Regions from separate parts of the Homo sapiens genome. Here region 2 is linked to region 1. Evidence: read pairs that join two places in POLR2A ChIA-PET (ENCODE). Cell type or tissue: GM12878. All regions are shown on one strand. Links, peaks and the distances in the headings refer to the core of each region. The heading gives the core; the rest is flanking DNA.

Region 1 (8,137 bases), core at 1,383-6,382:
GACGAAAATGAAAGCTTTCTAAAAGGGGGAAAAAATGGGAAGCATGGACAAAGTTATAGAATAGCAACTATTATTTTTAAGCGCCTGATAGGTGCCAGGCACTGACTATAAAACTTATGTAAATTGTCTCATTTAATCCTTACTATGACCCTGCTGGGTAACTATTACCAAAACCATTTTACTGGTGAGAAACCTATTACTAAGAGACTGTAACATCCCGGAAGTTATACAGCTTTGTGGCTTGAATTTGGATCTACTTAATGCCAAAGGAACTCATGTTCCTTTTACTACTCTCTACTGTGAGTCAAAAACATAGAGAACTATGGTTAGGCTCTACTTCTTACATTATTTTTTGTTAAATATTAAGTATGTTCAAAAAACCATTATTCATGTGTATGGAGAATAATAATAAACTGAACACCTGTGTACTCACCAGCTGGCTTGAGAAAGAGAATATTGCCAGTACCTTAGCAGTCCCTGCATACATCTCTCTAGCCCCATTTTCTTCCCTTTTTTCCCAGAAGTAACCATTATTCTAGTTTTGTGCTCACCCACCTGTGATACACACACACACACACACACACACACAAATTTTCATTTTCCATGTTTTTTTTCACAAATAGGACTTTTTATTTGCCATTTTAAATGTCTGAGTGTTAAACACACTCTTGGACTGGTGGTTCATATCCATCAGCTCATTCAACTTTAGAACCTGTCTCTTCTCCAGTAGCTTTTCCAGAACTGCTACCTTCGCCATGAAGCTCCATGAGATTTCCCAATTCAAACTTGGTCTTCTTCAGCATTTTTACTTTTCTAATGAAGACATCATTGAGAGAATAAATAGATTGGTAAGCCTTATCTATGTCTTTTCCAATGCTGTCTGGAATCAATTTATTGACCACTTCTTTCAAGTCATTTCTCTGTACCTCTCGGGTCATGATTTCCATCATCTTCTTCCAGATTTGGCAGACCTGTTTGTGCTGAGCATAAGAGGTCTTCCATATCTGATTGTTATGTTTTTTAGTAAAAGCAGTACAGAATAGACAAAGCAAGTAACCGTCAGTAGTCTTGACATCAACATGAGCTTCAATCATGTCTGCCATTTTTTGACCATGGAACACATTCTGCCACAGGTAAGATCCATGCTATGGAAGTTAGGCAGTTTTTCCTGGACACCTTAAGTAATCAGCTTGAATTTTCTAAATGCAACTTCATAATTTTGCAGATCAGCAAGACTCATTTCAAACACACGACCCTTGAGGCCATCTGATGCAATTTTGGTTCCTTCAGTGCTGGTGACTAGTGTCTTTCCAATATTTCTTATGTTGAACATAGCAGGTGCTTTCACATCATACCAGTCTTTCTTAGAAACTAGATCAACTAGGCCGGGCATGGTGGCTCATGCCTGTAATCCCAGCACTTTGGGAGGCCAAGGTGGGTGGATCACGAGGTCAAGAGATCGAGACCATCTAGGCCAACGTGGTGAAACCCCGTCTCTACTAAAAATACAAAAATTAGCTGGGCATGGTGGCGCTCACCTGTAGTCTCAGCTACTCGGGAGGCTGAGGCAGGAGAATCGCTTGAACCCGGAGGGCAGAGGTTGCAGTGTGCCAAGATCACGCCACTGTACTCCAGCCTGGTGACAGAGCAAGACTGCGTCTCAAAAATAAAAAAAAAGAAAATAGATCAACCACTTTCTTCTTGGTTCCCCTTTTGCTGCCTTTCGTGAGGCACTTGTTCTTGCTGCTCAGAGAGCCAAAAGGCATTTTGCATATTTTCAAAATCTGAATGACTCATGTGTTCTGCTGGGATTCACTTGTTTCCTACTCAATATTAGGTTCCTAACTTATTCAGGCTGATACACGTAACCATAATTATATTGCCAGGGCCTCTGATGGTCTAGTACCACCAACCTGGCCGCTAGAATTCTGTTATTCCCATTTACTCTGGGGCATTTCTTACCATCAATCTTGATCTAGAGGACAAGCAGTTCTGAGCTTCTCAGAATATACTAGCATATTGCTTATCACTTTAATAAGGGAGTGTCCTCTAGGACCTCCCAGGGAACATTGTTGGCTGGTGGGTTCTCTGGTGTTACATAGTAAATGCATTCTTGGCCAGGTGCCGTGGTTCACACCAGTAATCCCAGCTGAGGGATTGGGATTTGGGAGGCTGAGGTGGGTAGATTGCTTGAGCCCAGAAGTTCAAGACCAGTCTGAGCAACATGGCAAAACCCCATTTCTACAAAAAATACAAAACTTAGCTGGGCACGGTAGTGCATGCCTGTAGTCCCAACTGCTCAGAGGGCTGAGGTGGGAGGATCGCTTGAGCCCAGCAAGTCAAGACTGCAGTGAGCTGAGATTGTGCCACTGCACTCCAGCCTGGGTGACAGAGTGAAACCGTGTCTCAAAAAAAAAAAATGCATTCTTACTTCTAATCTCTTTGAACTTGCTGACCTCTTCTTCATCTCTCTTCTAAGAAGTTCCAGCATCTCCATCTGATCATTATTTTCAAGTTTCAAGGAGCTGTTTCTGCAATGTATTAGGTACAGTTCTGGGCATTCTACCAGGATAGTGAGTCCCGTGTCACTGAATAATACACCTGTATTAACAAACTGTCCACTATTCAGTCTTATATTCTGCCCTCCCTGATTTGGCACCTTTAAGATTCATTTCCAGGAGAGTTCTCCCACTTCCTGCTAGTACCTATTTGCCAGGTTTTGCAGTGCTTTTGGTGAATAACCCCTTTCTTCACATAACAGTATTTCCTCGCTTGGCTCATAATAAGATTTCTCATTATTGGTCTAGAAGAAATGAAGAGAGGTAGGGATGGATCTTAGAGACAAGCATCATCCTGCAAGGCATTTGCCCTTGCTACGTGAGGCCTTGGCATAGTCTCCGAGCACCAGAAGTCTGATTTCTCCTAGCAAGGAGAAAGGCTCCAGAGTATTCTCACTCTCAGTTTTAAGAGGAATCTGGGGTTTTAAGGTCCTTGAGCCCATCTACCCAAATATCTCCATCGGAACTCTCAGGGCCCCTCTCCTTTTTCAGGTCCCTTGCTTTAGCATTAGAAATTTGGGGGCTGGGCACAGTGGCTCATACCTGTAATCCAAACACTTTAGGAGGCTGAGGTGGGTGGACTGCTTGAGCCAGGAGTTGGAGACTAGCTTGGGAAACATGGTGAAACCTCGTCTCTATGAAAAAAAAAAAAAATCAGCTGAGCATGGTGGTGCATGCCTATAGTCCCAGCTACTTGGAGGCCTGAGGTGAGAGTAGATAGATCACTTGAGCCCAGGAGGTTGAGGCTGCAGTGAGGCATGTTCGCACCACTGCTCTCCAGCCTAGGTGGCAAAGTGAGACCCTGAAAAAAAAGAAAGAAAGAAAGAAAGAAAGAAAGAAAGAAAGAAAGAAAGAAAGAAAGAGAAAGAAAGAGAGCGAGAGAGAGAGAGAGAAAGAAAGAAAGAAAGAGAAAGAAAGAAAAAGAAAGAAAGAAGGAAAGAAAGAAGAAAAGAAAGAGAAAGAAAGAAAGCTGGTGGGCTGTGAACTCAGTCTCCTTTTTAGCTCTGTTGTATTTAAGATCAAACTTGGGGTCTTATTCTTCAGCTCATTCTACCCTCTGTCTACAGATGAGACTCCCTTTAAATGATGCCATGAAAGATTTCTGGCTTTTAACCCATGCTCTAAGTCAATGATTACCTCACCTGAGCCTGCTATTTCCTTCCTTTGTGGCTTCTCTAGCAGTTAACAACAAGCAACCAGCTCCACAGTTCTCATAATTATCATTGTCCCTGTATCTTTCAGTTCAAGAGCTACTCTATCAGCCAGTGCATTTCCCCGCCACCTACACACTACCGCAGTTAATCACAGGCAAGACTCTTAGTAATAGTGATGCTATAGCACTCCAGAGATCATCACTGCCCCACTTACTAACAGTGATGGGGTTTTTGTTGACCTGCTCTTTGTTGGCCAGCAAGTGACCCAATGCTAGAATCTCATTCTGAGGGTCTTCTGCCTTGGGCCATTCCTAAGACTTCCTGACTTAGGCTAGGTTCCTCCAAAACTAAGGATTTGAGTACAAGTGGTATGTTTGAAGTGTAAAATGTACCAGGAAGAACTAGTAGAGTAGTGAAGACTTGAGCCAGCAAAGGAAAGAGGCCAGCAGAATATTTAATCGCCAAGTTACCCACTGAGAACAATTGGGGCTCAGTCCCACCAAAAACCTCTGGGAGATGTGGAATACACATCAAAATTTTCCCACCCAGCGGGGGGCAGGAAAGCTGGGGTGTTTGTCTTTCAACTCCCATTTGCCCTTGGGTAAGAGCTGTTCCCCCAGCATGGACCTGCCACAGAGACAGAAAGAAGCCCTTGGGCCACAGGCAGAGAGTCACAGATGCTTCCAGTAACACTGGCTTATACTAGATCATCCCAAAGGACCTGGGGGATGTGGGCAGGGCACTGATGGCTGTCAGCTATACATGTTCCAATGACTTCCTGTCTAAAATAGCTTCATCACCTTTCCTCATCATTGCCCGTCCTCTTCAGCTGCTTTCTTTTACTTCTACCTGTCATTCTATTATATTTCTATTTCTTTTCTTTGTCTTTCTTTCTCTCTTTTTTTTTTTTTTTTTTTCTGAGACAGGGTCTGGCGCTGTTGCCCAGGCTGGAGCGCAGTGCAGTGGTGTGATCTTGGCTCACTGCAACATCTGCTTCCTGAGCTCAAGCAATCCTCCCACCTCAGCCTCCTGAGTAGCTGGAACCACAGGTGCGCACCACCATGCCTGGCTAATTTTTTGTATTTGTGGTAGAGACAAGGTTTCACCATGTTGCCCAGGCTGGTCTCAAACTCCTGACCTCAAGTAATCCACTTGCCTTGGCCTCCCAAAGAGCTGGGATTATAGGCGTGAGCCACCGCGCCTAGCCAATATTTATATTTATTTTCTTATCTGTCTCTCCACTTCCACTAGAATATAGGCCAGGGACTTCATCTGATTTATTTGCCACTATAATACATCCTTATACCCAGAACAGTGCCTAAGACATAGTATGGACACAAAAAAAATTTAGAACGAATGAGTGAATGAAAAAAAGTGATATTTGCAATATAGTTTGAAAACAGCCTCTGTGACTAGGAAGTTAGGAAGGAGAAGGAAATTATTAGAATTTGAGAAGAGAGGTTAATTGAGTGGAGCCATAAGAAGCAAATATGAATTTGTCAAGGGAATCAAACATGAAAAAGTTGTTCCATTCAAAAACTTTTCGGTTTCAATTGCCTAAGAAGAAAACAGCTAATGCATCGAGAAGAAATAACAGAATGTTTAAAATCAATCCTTTTTTAAAACAAACAAACAAACAAACAAACAATGGAATAATCAATTTAGGCAAGGATTACCAATGGACACTAAAACTGTTAGGAAAAAGTAAATGCCAAACAAGATATTCACTTGTGGTTAAAGCACAGCACACAGATTGCTTGCTAATTGCTAAGGAAAAAATATACCTTCATAGGAAAGAGATCTAGCAATCACCACCTTAAACACACAGTCAAATTTAGCATCACCCAGTGAAACAGCCTATTTACCTCCTCATGTGATACAATACGAAGGACCCAGCATGATCTAGGAAGTATTCTTGCCAAAAATAAATCAAGCCTTTAGGCCTAACTTCCAAAACATAGAGGTGTAAGTTAAACACCATCACAAGGAAATAATTAGACAAATCTTTTTGGTCTGGATTTTTTCACTTAGCGTAATTATTTTGAGTTGGTTTCTTTCCCTCCTGTATCAACGATTGTTTTTTTTTTAATTGCTGAGTTCCATTGTGTGGGTCTATCACAATTTGTTTTTCTGTTCACCTGTTGATGGATATTTGAGTTGTTTCCAGTTTGGGGCTATTACAAATAAAGCTACTAGGAACATTTGTGGACTCATGTTTGTTTCGACTTTCGCTTTCGTTTTTCTTGAGAGAAAAACCTAAGGGTTGAATGGCTGCATAAGTATTCATATACATTTACATTTGGCAGGTATGTATGTAATTTGTAAAGAAATGGTTCAACCATTCTTCAGAGTGTCATTTTACATGCCCACCAGCAGTACATGAGAATTCCACATTCTCATCAATGCTTAGTTTGGTCAGTCTTTTTACTATTATCCATTCTATCAGGCGTGTGATGGTATCTCCCTGTGGTTTTAATTTGTATTTTAATTTTATGAAGCCCAATTGATTGATTTTCTTTCTTTTATAGTCCAAGCTTTTTGTGTTATATTTAAGAAATCTTTGTCAAACCCCCAGTCACTGAGATTTTTCCCTCTGTTTTCTTCTAGAAATTTTATAGGTTTTTTTGTTTGTGTGTTTGTTTTGAGACACAGTCTTGCTCTGTCGCCCACGCTGGAGTGCAGTGGTACGATGTCAGCTCACTGCAACCTCTGCCTCTGAAGTTCAAGGGATTCTCCTGGCTCAGCCTCATGAGTAGCTGGGATTACAGGCATGAGCCACCAGGCCCAGCTAATTTTTTGTATTTTTAGCTTTTGCATGTAGGCCCTATGATCAAATTTAAGTTACTTTTTGCATATGATGTGAGGTGAAAGTCAAAGTTTATTACTTTTGTTTAGGGTATATGCTTACTCTAAATCAGGTGTGAAGTGCTGAGATTGAATATAGAGAAGATACCAGTGAGAAGTTAGACACTGATAGGAAAAGGACTTGGTGATTGATTACAGCCTACATTTTCCAGGACAGTCCCAATTTTTAATTTTCTGTCCTATTTTCCTCCCAACTTTTATTATTAAATAGTTCAAACATACAGAGAAGTTGAAATAGTCCTACTATGTAGGAAACCCATATTCCTACTATATAGATTCAACAGTTGTTAAAGTGTTTCCATATTGCTTTATTTAGATATTTTCCAGAACCATTTAAACATAAATTATAGCAACTGTGACACTTTACCCCTAAATGCTTCAAAATGCAACATTAGGCTAGGCTTCTACATAAAAAGTAATACAATTTTTACACCCAAGGAAATTAACAGTGATTCTTTATTGTCATTTTGTATTCAATCCTATTCAAATTTTCCCTAGTGGTATCTACAGTGTTTTCAAACCAGCATTCAATCAAGTTGCACTCACTGCATTTTTTTTCTTTTATTTCTTTAGTCTTTTAATCTGGAACATTCCTCCACCTTTTGAAAAAATAAGCATCTTCTAGACTGTAGCATAGACAGTACATATTGCATAATTCCATATATATAACACTTTGGAAAATGCAAATTAATCTATAGTGACAGAAAGCAGATCAATGGTTATCTGGGGAAGAGGTAGAGTGGGGAAAGGAAGGAAAAGTGGATTGCTCTGAGGAAATTTTTGGGGTGATACGTACGTTATTTGATTGTGATGATGGTCCACAGTTCTGTACATACATCAAAACTACTAAGTTGTACATTTTTAATACGTGCAATTTACTGTATATCAATTATAATTCAATACTCTAAAAAGCTGGAGGGGACAGAATGTACTTGCTTCTAAATTTCTGATATCCTACTTCCACTTACAGCACTTTACAAGGGATTTGAAGAGGCATCTATCTTAAACAATAGCAACAATACACTTTAAGTTTTAAACTACATTTTATGAAAGTGCCTGAAAACAATTTCAGAAAACATTTTAAAATGCACTTTCATTTAAAATCAAAAGAAAAAAAATTCAGTGGCTGCTCATTAATTGCCCAGTGAATTAAAGAGGGAGCTCACAGAAGGGTCTAAACTTTCTTTTCTGCCTTTTCTCCCATCACTACCTTATGTACATCCCATCACTACCTTATGTACATCCCATCCCAGATTGACTGAAGCCTGTGCTGCTGATGCCTTTGTCCATGTTCTTTCTGCTTGAGAGGCCCTCTTTCCACATGGGCCTCCTTCTCCCTTCAGCTATCTCTGACAGGCAGAAATCCTACTCATCCTGTAAAGCTTCTTCTGGAAGCTTTGCTGATTACTCTCACCCTAACCAGATGTGTGTTCATTCCCACAGGCACCTCCACCCACGGTTCATCCTGCCCCTGGTGTTCTTTCCAGGGCTGGGACCAGGGGGAGGCAAAGTGAGGCAGTTACTTGAGTTGCAAATTTTAAGGGGATGCCAAATAACTCA
Region 2 (5,000 bases), core at 1-5,000, 160 kb before region 1:
CACTCAAAGAAGGAGTCCATGTGTTTTTCAACATATCCAAATACTGATCTTTTTATTTGATTTACCTTCTTGACCATTTAAGAGTTCAACATGCACCAGCTATATTATGCTAACAATAACTCATTTCATTACCTGTGCAAAAGGATCAGAATTCAAGCTCAGCCTTCAATTACCTAAGCTCATGTCAATCTGCCAATAAATGTGGTTTTCAGAAAATGGCAGTGATACAGAAAACTAGCAAACACACCACTAAGGCATAAAAAATATTATCAGTTAGAGAATACTGTTTATCATAGCAGTGACTTTAAAATAATTGTAAGTTCATCAATATTCAAGAGGACTAACATCTCGGTAAAATTTAGAACTAAAGATCAAAGTTTTGTCACTCCATTATAGTAACTAATTTGAAGAAATAATTTAAGGTATTAAAATTGGCAAATCAAAGGAGGAGAGACTTAAAAGATGAGATTCTTTTAAGTCTTTAAGAGTGAATTATTGTTCCTTCTTTCTCTTTCACATGACCCTCTTTTATTTTCTCCTCTAGGTGTAAACAGTGTGTTTCCTCTAAGTTCATCATACTAATCTTCCTTCACCAAAAGACAGTGTAAACAGTAGTTAACGAGAAATGTCCTTATTTCTGCCCCCTGAAACATAACACAGAAATTAATAATGAAAAGTGCTGTCTAAAGTATATCTAAGGAAGAAATTAAAATTTAGCCAAGGCCCTACTTAGATCTTGAACTTCTTCTCTAGAAGCTATTAAAGATCCAACAGTATACAGCCCATAGGTCATATGTAGCTCAAAGTCAGTTTTTTGGAGCCAGCACAATGTTTTTCTTTTTCTTTTCTTGATATTTCTAAAGACAGAGTCTCACTCTGTCACCGAGGCTAGAGTACTGTAGTACTATCACTGCAGCCTCAAACTCCTGGGCTCAAACCATCCTCTTGCCTCATATTTTTATTCTTTTAACTGAACATTAACACCTTTTGGGGAAGGCATATCTTACGTAGTTCATAAGAGCCTGAACAGTCTTACTGGCTGTTCATGACTCTCTTCACACATTGACATTACCTATTTAAGTTCCTGTAAGTTGTATTTCTCATTTCTTTACCCTAAGAAGCCAAAAAAAAAAAAAAAAAAAAAAAAAAAATTGAGGAAGATTAAATCAGTTGTTTAAATATTCTTTACTCCACGATGATTAGGTGGTTATACCCCACAATATTACTGTCTGTGCTAATACAAGATGACATTTAGACAAGGGAAGTAGCTTCTTTGGAGAGATAATTCTTTTCTCACATACATGCCAAGAAGTACCAGAGCAAATAACAATGAGAGGCCTATTCTTTTTACACGTATATGTTCAGATACTTGAGAAATTTTCTAAAAGCATACTTATACTTCCAAAGCATAGTAAGTCTGCACATACATTTATCCCAAGATACACTCTTTATCTCTTTTTGTTGTTACTAAGTAGCAAAATGCTAGCTGCTTGTTAAAAAAAAAGCAAAAACAAAAACCCTAGGTATCCCACATATTATCTGACAGTGCACATAATTACTGTTGAGTGTATACTCCAAATTCTGAGCAAGACATACTATACTAAAACACAAAGTAGGAGAGAAAGACAAGCACATATTAAATATATTTAAATATATGGAAAGCCGCTCTATCTATAAGGTGCTATATGGCCCTCTAGTGTTCAGTGAAGAAACAGATAAATTCTTAAGGAATTGTGTGCTTTTGATATGATGTTTCACAGTAAAAAAAAAAATAATACTTTATAAAATTTTCTATGTATGCTAAACATACTAATATATGATTTTTACAAAAACCTAAATATTTTATATCTTTTGTGATTTTACATCTTTGTGCTTTCTTTTGAATTACTATCCATATTAGAATATCCAGTGAAAGAATTCTGAAATGTTCTTAAAATTTTTCCCACAAATAATTGTAATGCTAAATGAAAAAAAATAGCATTTTAAGAACTAGACAATACTGAATCTAAGGCAAATTTCAAAGAAAAAACAAAAGAATGGGGTCGTGTCTACGAACTAAGTATTTAAACATACCTAATCACAATTCCCTAACCATATTTTCTTTTCTCTGTATTCTACTTCTGATCCATCCAACTTGATTCTTTTTATCATATTAATTTATAGAAAATAGAGATTAATTAAATACACAAAATTATGTCTCTCAGAAGAGAGGCCAAAGATAGAATTGAGATTTCAGGACAAGAGTCAAAGTAAAAGTAGACCCACAAGCAGAAAAGAATCTCACTAATAAGATTGATAAAATTGTAACCACTGGCCAAATGTTTGAAAAATTGATAATACTGTTTAAAGTTGGTGAAATAATAATTTCAAAAGGAACTTACATTTGTTATTATGTTTAAAATATATATATCTTACATTTACTGTTTATATATTGGGGTTTTGTCAGGACAGAGGTGGGAACTGAAATATAAGCAAGATACAAAATTTATCCCCAGCTTTTTCACTCACTTACTAGCGTTAAGCAATTAACATTTTCAAGCTAAACCTTTAGAAGCTACAGGAGGACTCTGTGAAGATTCTATACTTGGCACCAACATCAATCCTTCAAATGTCAAGGAAAGGTAAATTGCCTATGGCATGGAAATTCTGCAAACAACCTTCAAAGTACCACAGAGTCATCTACTAAACCATTAAGAAATAGGATAGAAGGACTCTTAGCAAACTAGGAATAGAGGGGAGGAACTTTCTCAACTTGATAAAGACTACCTATAAAAAGCCTACAGCTAACATCACACTTAAGGATGGAAACTCAAAGCTGTCCTACTAAGATCAGACACAAGGCAAGAATGTCCTCTTTAACCACTGCTTTTCAACATCATAGGGGAAGTCCTAGTTAAAGCACAAAGACAAGAAAAGGAAGTAAAAGATAAAGAGATTAAGAAAGAGGAAATAACACTGTCTTTTTTGGCACATGACATGACCCTCTACATAGAAAATCCTAAAAAATTGACCAAAAAAAAGCAATTATAGCAAGGTTGCAAGATATAAGATTAATATATAATAAGTCAATTATTTTCCTACACACCAGCAATGAAAAAGTGAAATCTGAAATGACAAATACAGTATCATTTACATTAGCAGCCCCCTGAAATAAAATATTTAGGGATGAATCTAATAAAATATGTATAAGATCTACATAATGAAAACTATAAAACTCTGATAAAAAATCAAAGAAGAACTAAATAAATGGAGATATATTCCATGTTCTTGCACAGGAAGACTCAATACTGTCAAGATGTCAGTCCTTGCCAATCTCATCTATAGTTTCAAAGCAATACCAATCAAAATCCCAGCAAGTAACAGATATCAACGAACTGATTCTAAAACTTATATGGAGAGGCAAAAGACCCAGAATAGCCAAAACGATACTGAAGGAGAGGAATGAAGCTGGGAGATAGACACTCTCCAACTTCAAGGCTTACTATAAAGCTACAGTAACCAAGACAGTGTGGTATTGGTGAAAGAATTAAAAGTAGATGAATGGAACAGAATAGAGAGACCAGAATATGGTACAGTGATCTTTGACAATGGAACAAAGGCAGTACAATGTAGAAAAGCTAGTCTTTTCCGCAAATGGTGCTGAACCACCGAACATCCACATGCAAATAAATGAATCTAAACAAAGGCCTTACAACCTTCACAAAATTAACTCAAAATGGATCATAGACATAAATGTAAAGTGCAGAACTATAAAACTCTTAGAAGATAACATAAGAGAAAACCTAAATGGCCTTGGGTATAGACATGACTTTTTGCTGGGGTAGAGTGGTATGATCTTGGCTCACCACATCCTTGATGTCCCAGGCTCAAGCAATCCTCCAACCTCAGCCTCTCGGGTTGCTAAGATCACAGGAACGCACCACCATGCCTGGCTAATTTTGTGCATTTTTTTTTTTTAAGGAGGAGGTCTCAGTATGTTGCCCAGGCTGGTCTCAAACTCCTGGGCTCAAGCGATCCTCCCACCTCAGCCTGCCAAAGTGCTGGGATTATAGGTGTGAGCCATGGCACCCAGCCGGAAATGACATTTTAGATACAACAATACAATACTAACAGCATGATACATGAAAGAAATAATTCATAAGCTGGACTCTACTAAAATAGGAATGTCAGCTCTCTGAAAGACACTGTCAGGAAAATAAGAACATAAGCCACAGACTGGAAGAAAGTATTTGCAAAATGCACATGGGATAAACGATTGTTATCCAAAATATACAACAGTAACAGAACAACCTGACTAAAACATGGACAAAAGATCTGGACAGACACCTCACCAAAGGAGATTTACAGATGGGAAGTAAGCACAGGAAAAGATGGTCAACATCATATATCACTAGGGAACTTCAAATGGTAACAAAGAGATACCATACACACCTATCAGAATGGTCAAAATCCAGAACACTGACAACACTATATGCCACTGAAGATGTGGAGCCACAGGAACTCTCATTCACTGTTGGTGGGAATGCAAAAGTATATAGACACTTTGGAAGCCATTTGGCAGTTTCTTACAAAATTAATCATACTGTTAACTTGCAATCCTGGAATCACACTCCTTGGCATTTACGCAAAGGAGTTAAAAACTTAGTCCATGCAAAATCCTGCACACAGATTTTCACAAGCAGCTATATTCATAATTGCCAATTATGTGGAAGCAACCAAGATGTCTTTCACTAGGGAAGTGGATAAACTGTGGTATATCCAAACAATGGAATATTATTCAGTGCTAGAAGGAAATGAGCTATCAAGCTATAAATATACATGAAGGAAAAGTCAATGCATATTACGTAAGTGAAAGAAGCCAATCTGAAAGGCTACATACTGTATAATTCCAACTATATGACATTCTGGAAAAAGCAAAACTATGGAGACGGTGAAAGGATCAGTGGCGATGAGAGGCTGGGGAAGAAAGGGATGAATAGGCAGAACACAGGACTTTTAAG

The links. Peaks named below come from ENCODE experiments on the same cell type or tissue, not always from the same donor. Only the 100,000 strongest peaks of a DNase experiment are listed, where the experiment ranks them.
Region 2: POLR2A ChIA-PET joins it to region 1 with 6 read pairs; 1 of 35 experiments calls an interaction of 5 or more read pairs at or near these places.

The regions. Positions count from the first base shown.
Region 1 is chr4:152,550,621-152,558,757 of GRCh38, forward strand. It overlaps the pseudogene RPS3AP18. Among named protein-coding and RNA genes, the nearest start is that of MIR4453, 18 kb to the left of the region's middle. RefSeq lists enhancers at 1,581-1,790, 4,025-4,174. In GM12878, for the core only: no CTCF peak of the experiment used is centred there; DNase peaks (open chromatin) are centred at 1,771 and 3,791; H3K4me3 peaks cover 2,366 bases; H3K27ac peaks cover 4,729 bases.
Region 2 is chr4:152,396,573-152,401,572 of GRCh38, forward strand. All of the region lies in intron 4 of FBXW7 (F-box and WD repeat domain containing 7), which reads right to left. Among named protein-coding and RNA genes, the nearest start is that of FBXW7-AS1, 61 kb to the left of the region's middle. In GM12878, for the core only: a CTCF peak has its summit at 1,697 (motif pointing left); a DNase peak (open chromatin) is centred at 2,849.